2 separate regions of the Homo sapiens genome follow, and region 2 is linked to region 1. The links are chromatin contacts, found by Hi-C in ENCODE. All regions are on one chromosome and are shown on one strand. The core of a region is the stretch at or near the end of the contact, and the rest is flanking DNA. Distances in the headings are between cores, read along the strand shown. Region 1 holds the start of LINC02102 (long intergenic non-protein coding RNA 2102). Region 2 overlaps LOC105374641 (a long non-coding RNA gene).

Region 1 (3,628 bases), core at 353-2,852:
TTGATGCCAGTGAGGCTTGGTGCTGGGCTGCCAATGACCTCAGTTATGGGGCACGGCAAACTTGGTGACTTTAGCTGCAGGCAGAGTCTGGGGTGGCGGTGCCTGCAGTCTGGTGTGCTGTAATGTAAACACCCAGGAAGGCTTCTGGTTGTTGCTTTAGGCCTAAGGCAGGGAGCCGGGAGAAATAGAGAAGGGAAGGGGTCTTCATTAGATGAGAAAGGAATATTGAAAAGTGAGGATTTTTCTGTTTCACTTTCATTTTATTTGACCTTTTACATTGTAAATTATATTCATTTAAAAAATAAAGAAAAAGAAACATTTCTCCAATAAATGGAATGCAGGACACATGTTAATACGGGCAGTGAATGTTAAGCTACACAGCGATTTTAAAATGAATGCACCATCTTCCTTGCTCAGGCAGTGGCTCCTGCGGTCACCATCTAAGGCAACCTGTTCCGACCTCCCTGGTGGAAACCTGGAAGCTCTCTGAACTTTCCTCTCTCCTTCTTCCACGTTGAATCAATTACTGAGCCCCCAAAGATTTTACCTCCGAAACATGTTGTGGCAAAGTCAGTGTGCTGTGTTTGCCAGACCCAGTTCCTTTTTGTTCTGGGCTCTCAGCTGGACTATATAGTCCAGCCTCCCTCAAGTTAGATGGGGCCACATGTCTGAGTTCTGGCCACCAAAATATGCATGTGAGTGATGTGCTGGCCACCCCCCAGACCTGGACCCTAAACCTCCTGCAGGATGCTCCATCCTATTTCTTCCCCTCACCCCTTTGCTGGCCCTCTGCAGAGAACTAGCTGAAAACTCCAGGGCCCAAGGGAATGGCAGAACTTCTGCCTGAAAGAGCCAGGATTCCTGAATGACTGTGTGGAGCAGAGTTCTCCTTCCCCATACCCCAGGCCCCATGCAGGCCCACAGTGGACTGGGAAGTGAATAAGAAATAAACTCTTAACATGTGATGCCACTCTGATTTGAGATCGCTTCTTATAGCAACTACAATAACTGACCCTAATTTATTTTCTCCTAAATAATCCTTTGCATACCTAATACTGTGCCCATTACTGATTTTCTATTTCTCTCAAAAGGCCATCCCCCCAACCTTTACCTCCATCTTCAATCTTGGCCTCTCATAATTCCATCTGTTAAGACAAAGTGAACTTTTCTTAAAACGCATGTTAGACCATACCCCTCTTTGGGGTACATCTTTTAATGGTACCCCCAAAAGTGCTGACCATGGCACACCCTTCCTGTGCCTGGCTTTGGCCAACAGCCTCACATTGGATTTCTGCTGCCATGCTTGGCCCCTGGCCACTGAGAGCCCTGGGGAATTTCTGTCCTCAGGGCTGTGTCTCCAGACATTTCTCATCCTGGAATGTCCTTCCTCTGTTAGGCTAATACTCTGCATCTTCTAGGATCAGTCCAGCAACACCTCTAGGTTCCCTTGCCCTGTCTCCCACTAGTACCCTGCACATGTGTGTACATCACACACATCTCCGTTTATTGAGCTGAGAGCTTCTTTGGGCCCTCACTCAGAGACGGAATTTGTCACCTGTATGTGCTTGACGCTGGGGCCCAGCAACTACCCCTAGTCGTGACAATCCAAAGCGTCTCCAGACGTGGCCACATGTGCCCTGGGAGACACAGTCAGCTCTGGTTGACAATCCTGCTCTAGAGTGGTTGGAAAGAAGAGGCATTTCTTGTGGGTTGTATTCTCTTGGTGGGGCTACTCTATTCAAGGTCAAAAACTAGATTTCGTCAGAACATTCAAGCCTCTGTAGCAGGCCAAAAAGTGTCCTCCCAAAATTCACGTTCACCCAGAATCTCAGAACAAGACCTTGTTTGGAAACAGGGTCTTTGCAGGCTCTCAGAAACAGACTCGTATGGACTGAATTCAGAAGAGATTGCAGGTGGCAGACACTGGCAGGACATGAGACCCACTTCCTGCTTCTTTACTAACAGACCCAGTTTTTTTCAACATGGTCATAAGTCAAGCACAAACAATGGCTCACGATTGGTTTAGGTCATTCATGATCATTCTGTGTCTCATCATGTGTCTTAATTTCTCAGACTCTCTCGCAGTTGGGGTGGCCTTATAACTAGCTCTAATCAACAAGATTTGAGGACAAATCTAACGTGAGGTTTCTTGGAAAAAGTTTGCTTTTCTGATACAAAGGGTCACAGACAGCAGACACTGTCCTTCTTCCCCCACCTCCTTCCTGTGGACATGAGGGATGGACCCAGAGCAGCCTTTAGGTGAAGGCCAGGGGAATGTCAGACAGGTCAGCTCGGACATCCTGGGACACTGGGCCACCATGCCAATGGCCCTTTCTTGCTGGATTTCTTATTACGGGAGCAAAATAACTTTCTTGTTTTATTTAAGCCTCTGTAGTAGGTTGCAAAGTGGTCTTCCCAAAATTCTGGGTGAATTTTGGGAGGAGACTATGCAACCTCCTAGTGTCCACCCAGAATGTCAGAACAAGACCTTATTTGGAAATAGGGTCTTTGGAGGTATAATCAGTTAAGAATCTTCAGATGAAATCATCCTGGATTTAGAGTGGGCCCCAAATCCAATGACTGATGTCCTTACAAGAAGAGAAGGCATAGAGAGATACACAGGGGAGGATGTCATGTGATAACAGAAGTAGAGGTTAGCATAATTCATCCCCCATTCTCCCCCTTCCAGTGCCCCACACCGCTTGCAATATGATGCAGCTCCTTCCATCAAGAGGTGGAGGCTTCTTTCCCACTCCTTGACTTGTCAAGGCCTTGCCACTTGCTTTGTCTCACAGAATGGTAAGGAAGTGATGGCATGCCGGTTCTGAGCCTCATGCATGTCTGCTTGCACTCCTGAAACTCTGTTCAGCCACCTGAGAACAAGCCTGAGTCAGCCTGTTGGATAACAAGAGACTGATGGTCCTTGTCAACTCTGTCAACTCCAGTGCCCCAGCTGCCAGCCAGGCTACTCTAGCCCAGCCAGCCTTCAGCTGATTGGCCAGCTGAGTGGAGCAAGATCAGCTGTGTTTGACCCAGAGCAGCAAAACCACCTAGTTGATTTGTAGACTTGTGAGCAATACCAAACACTTATTTTAAGCCACTAAGCTTGGGGTGGCTTCTTACCCAGCAGTAGCTAATACCTACACACTTTCAGTTATTTGGCACCTGTGAGCAATTGAATTTGGGAACCCTGTTTTAGGTAGAGGTTTTCAGAGTTCACTGTGTTTTAGAATTACTCAGAAAATTTACTTAAAATAGAGATTCCTGGGCTTGCTCCTAGAGAGTTTCAGTAAATTGGGTGAGCTCTAGGTATCTGCATTTTGACCAGCATTGCTAATTCTGGCATGGGTAGTCCATGGAATACACTTTGTAAACCATTTTTTTCATGGGAACAAATCACTAAAATCATGGTGTAATCTCTAATATTATTCCTCCTCCAATATCCGAAGAGAGAGAGGAGAGGGTTTCAGCCCAAAACGGGAATGGGCTGCACTTATCTGTAGAAATTGATAAAGAGAAAGATCTCCCTTGCCCAGCGTCTCAAAAACTGCATTTTACATTCAGTATTGTTTCTTGATTGCATTAAGAAATACACTGCAGCCGGGCACGGTGGCTCATGCCTGTAATC
Region 2 (3,628 bases), core at 528-3,027, 130 kb after region 1:
GAGGTCCCCCAAGCACGAAGGAATTCTGCCAGCAGGTGGCCTTTGGACTCCAGCTGCAACTCTTTCTGGAGTACCTCCAGCCTGGCAGTCTACTCTACCAGATTTTGGACTCATCAAATCTCCAACAAATTCCTTACAATCTCTCTGTCTCCCTATATATAAATATATGTGCACGTGTGTGTGTGTGTGTGTGTGTGTGTGTCTGTGTGTAAGAAGAGAGACAAGAAAGAAAGCCTTTATTGTCAGAGGAGAAGTAAGAGCAGGTGGACTCAAAGATCTCAAGCTGTGGTTAGTAACTTCCTAGTATTCAAGACCATGAAAATGAACAACATTTCTTTTCTTCTCGTACAGCCATCTCACCTTCACAAGTTGAATGCCCTCATGGACCACTGAGTGAATCCAGCGTATCACCCTAGTCTACACTTTGGGTACCATTTTTATCTTTGTTTTTTGATGGGTTGTTTGTTTGTTGGTTGGTTGGTTGGTTTTTGCCATTTCACACTAAACAACACTGTCTATTGTTTTACCCTGGGCTTTAAAAAAAGGCTTGACACAAAATGCCTTTCCTTTCCCTTTAGTCTCTCCCTACACCACATTTCTCTGTTTGCCTTCCCATAAAAATGACTTTTATTGATTTAGTATATGCACCTGCAAGGCACTAAGAAAGGAAAGGTCCACTCTATTGTAAGAATTGGCACAAAAATCAACCCCAAACTAACCTTGGTCTTATCTAGGAAGTGAAATAGCCAAGAATCCTCTAAAATTAAGGCGATTCCAGACTATAAGGGTGAACGCAGAAGCAAATGCTGTCAAGAAATGCAGCGTTTCTTACCTCAGTCATTAATGACCCACTAGCATAGCATGGTGGACAGGTATTGATTGCAACCTTCCACACAGTTTTGATTCCTATCCTGTCTCACCATGACTCAGTTTTCCTATCTATGACATAAAAATAAAAAGAGAGAAATTATCTCAAAGTTTCTGCAAAGATTAGTGTGAGCAATGACAAACACTCAATCTCTGGAAAATGCCTTAAATCACTAATAGAAAATTCATGAACAAACGTTACCTCTAAGAGAATGAGTATCACAGCTAAAGAGAACCTTCCTTTTCCTTGCAGCCATTCTCTTCAAAATAAGGAGCCTGATGTTTCACAAAACCATCTGTTGCCCTCTTCTGTTATTACAGCTGAATGCTTCAGAAATCATTCTGCACCACTAAAAATAAAATCCACGTAGAACCTGAAAGAACCAATGCCAATTACTGGAGCCAAATTCAGGTTGTATTTTTAAAAGTGTCTATGAAACCATCTATAAATAGAAAGCCTTTCCTGTTATTTTTAATTACTTCATTTTAATGGAAACAGACTCCAGTTGGTGAGGATGTGGTTAGGATGCCATGGCACAGGGCCTGCCCTTCCGGACAGAAGGCTGACTCCAGCCAAAGGAAGCCAGGGGGTGGCTCAAAGCAGTCAAAGCATCTTCAGTGCTTACTCTTGGTTGTTGATCCCAAAGCCTCCTTAGAAACCTCCTAGCGTGTCTCAAACCCTTTCAAACATGTGTATATTTCTATAAGTCCAATGACAAGTTGATTTTCTTATATTTAAGGTAAATGTGGACCACAGAGAGTTTCTCTGTGAGCTGGAAGAGGAAACATTCCTGAGTCAAATGCTAGGGCAGTGCCACAGCTCCAGGGTCTGCTGGCAGAGGGGTGTGTCTCAGACAGGCATCTCTGAGAGGCAGTGTGCCAGTCCAGTCCCCCAGAGCCAGGGAGCCTCCCACCCCATGCCGCCTCACAGGGCAGGAAGAGGGCACATTACTGCCTCACACTGGCTTAGGGAGGACAGGGAACAAGGAGACAGCCCAGGGGACTCTGGCAGTGGCCCTCATCCCCAGACCTGGATGGGAACCTAAGAGTCTGGGCAAGTCCTAGCTGGTGGCTCTGGTCTGCCTGTGTGCCACCATGTGCCACCATGAGCCACAGGAAATAAGCAGCACATCAGATGGGAAGAGTGAGGCCCTAAGAAATCTATTCTGCTTCTTGTGGCAAAAGCTGAGCCTTCATGCCCCCGGCCTCAAACAGCTCCATCTCCTGCTGCAAAAGTGTGCCCCGGAGCTACAGCCTGACTGGCCAGGCAGATATTAGAGTTCCTTGTCTCAGATTTCCTGTCTGGGTCACTAACCTGAAGGCCATGACAGACCAGGTAATACTCATCCACCAGTATGAGGGTGTCACTCTGCCAGTTACCTACTGTATGGCCTTGGGTGTGTTCCTTAGCCCCTTTGTGCCCCTCGCTTTCCTCAGCCATAAGAGAGGGGAGATAACTGCAGCTGTTCATAGGGCAGTTGTGAGGATTGAGTAAGTTAAGTCAGTAAGGACCCTGGGGTCATTCCTGGCACATAGTAAGCCCTATAGAAGTTTTTGGCAATTAGATCATTACATGTACAAGTTAACGTAATTGTGAATATCATGGATCCATAGGATGGACTGATTGTGTGTTAACAGGAATTTCTTCTAATCAATTATGTTCTGTCTCTGACAACAGCGGTGAAATGTGAAATGTGAAAGTGTAGGTGTGTGTACTCCTGCTCATGAAGGACAAGTTAGATAACTTGCAAGTATTATGATGCACCTTATTTGTTCCCAGGATGATGATTTTGTCATGTTCCTGTCTCTGTCTCATGGGAAGCAGGTAACGGGGCCATCCATTTGCATGTGTAAAATAAAACAAACCTATAAAAGCAAAACGTGGCGACAAACCACAAGTGCTTCTATCCTCATGGTTTCCACGGTGCCTGTCAATGAGCACTCATCATGGCCCTCTCCTGGCCTTCCCACTGAGTGAGAGCTCATTTGACAGGCAAGACAGCATCTCCAGGCCCTCTCCTGCCACTTGAAGGAGGCCTCTCAATCTCTCTGGCCACTAGCACCCCAACTCACAATGAGGATTTTAACAAGATGAACCCTATATCCCCACCTTGACTTCTAAATTGTATATTGCAGAGAGAGTGCTGGAAAAAAAAAAGAAATGAAATGAAGTGAAAAAAATGAAAGAAAAGAGAAAGGATTTGCTAACCCATGACATTTATGTCTAGAGGACTCACAAATGAAAATTTGAGAAAAAGACATGGTTATTTCTCAGCAAGTAGAGTTTCTTAAACATCATGTGCCAACCCCTCCTTCGAGGGTTGCTTGTATCTTCTTGGGTGTCGGTGATTCTGGTGCCCACGTTTCATGATGCTGACACAATTCATTTTATTATCAGTAGGAGAAGAGCAGTTACTCAGGACAGCCATGCTAGCCTGGACTAATTTGGATAAATTGTCCCACGCCAGAAATAAACAGGCCATCAACCCCAAATGTCAAGCATGACACAAGGAAGTTGGAAGGACCCACCAAACTCAAGGATTCTCCTAGCACACAAACTGAGGAAGAACAATACATAGGACTCCAAGACTGGAGATGTTCCTTCAGTATGCTATCTTTTGTATTCATGCTGGGGTGCAGACGGGGAATTAGAAGCAAAGCACTGTAGAGTCCCTTTTGGAATATTGACCAATAATTTTATAAAATGTACAATTTTATTCAAAATTAATCATAGGTCATTGGAGTGGATCTCATATGAGTG

The links. Hi-C counts contacts between places; a loop is a spot of excess contacts on that map. Pooled maps may share reads with other maps.
Region 2: a loop to region 1 is called in a pooled map of gastrocnemius medialis, with 1.9 times the contacts of the local background. The contact joins the enhancer-like site here to the promoter of LINC02102 in region 1. A Hi-C loop is called at or near these places in 2 of 168 maps with a recorded cell type or tissue (gastrocnemius medialis and naive thymus-derived CD4-positive, alpha-beta T cell), 7 of 37 single-sample maps with no recorded cell type and 13 of 50 pooled maps.

What each region holds. Positions count from the first base shown.
Region 1 is chr5:6,706,109-6,709,736 of GRCh38, forward strand. LINC02102 (long intergenic non-protein coding RNA 2102) reads right to left here and starts at 1,603. Exons shown (of 3, transcript NR_103771.1): 1 at 1-1,603.
Region 2 is chr5:6,831,871-6,835,498 of GRCh38, forward strand. LOC105374641 (a long non-coding RNA gene) reads left to right here. Exons shown (of 3, transcript XR_925740.3): 2 at 352-428; 3 at 1,121-3,628. Among named protein-coding and RNA genes, the nearest start is that of MIR4278, 5.8 kb to the left of the region's middle. Within about 2 kb of position 1,778, at least 4 of the 41 ENCODE cell types and tissues checked have a DNase peak (open chromatin) inside an H3K27ac peak, as active enhancers do; they include gastrocnemius medialis, where a contact is called at or near this core.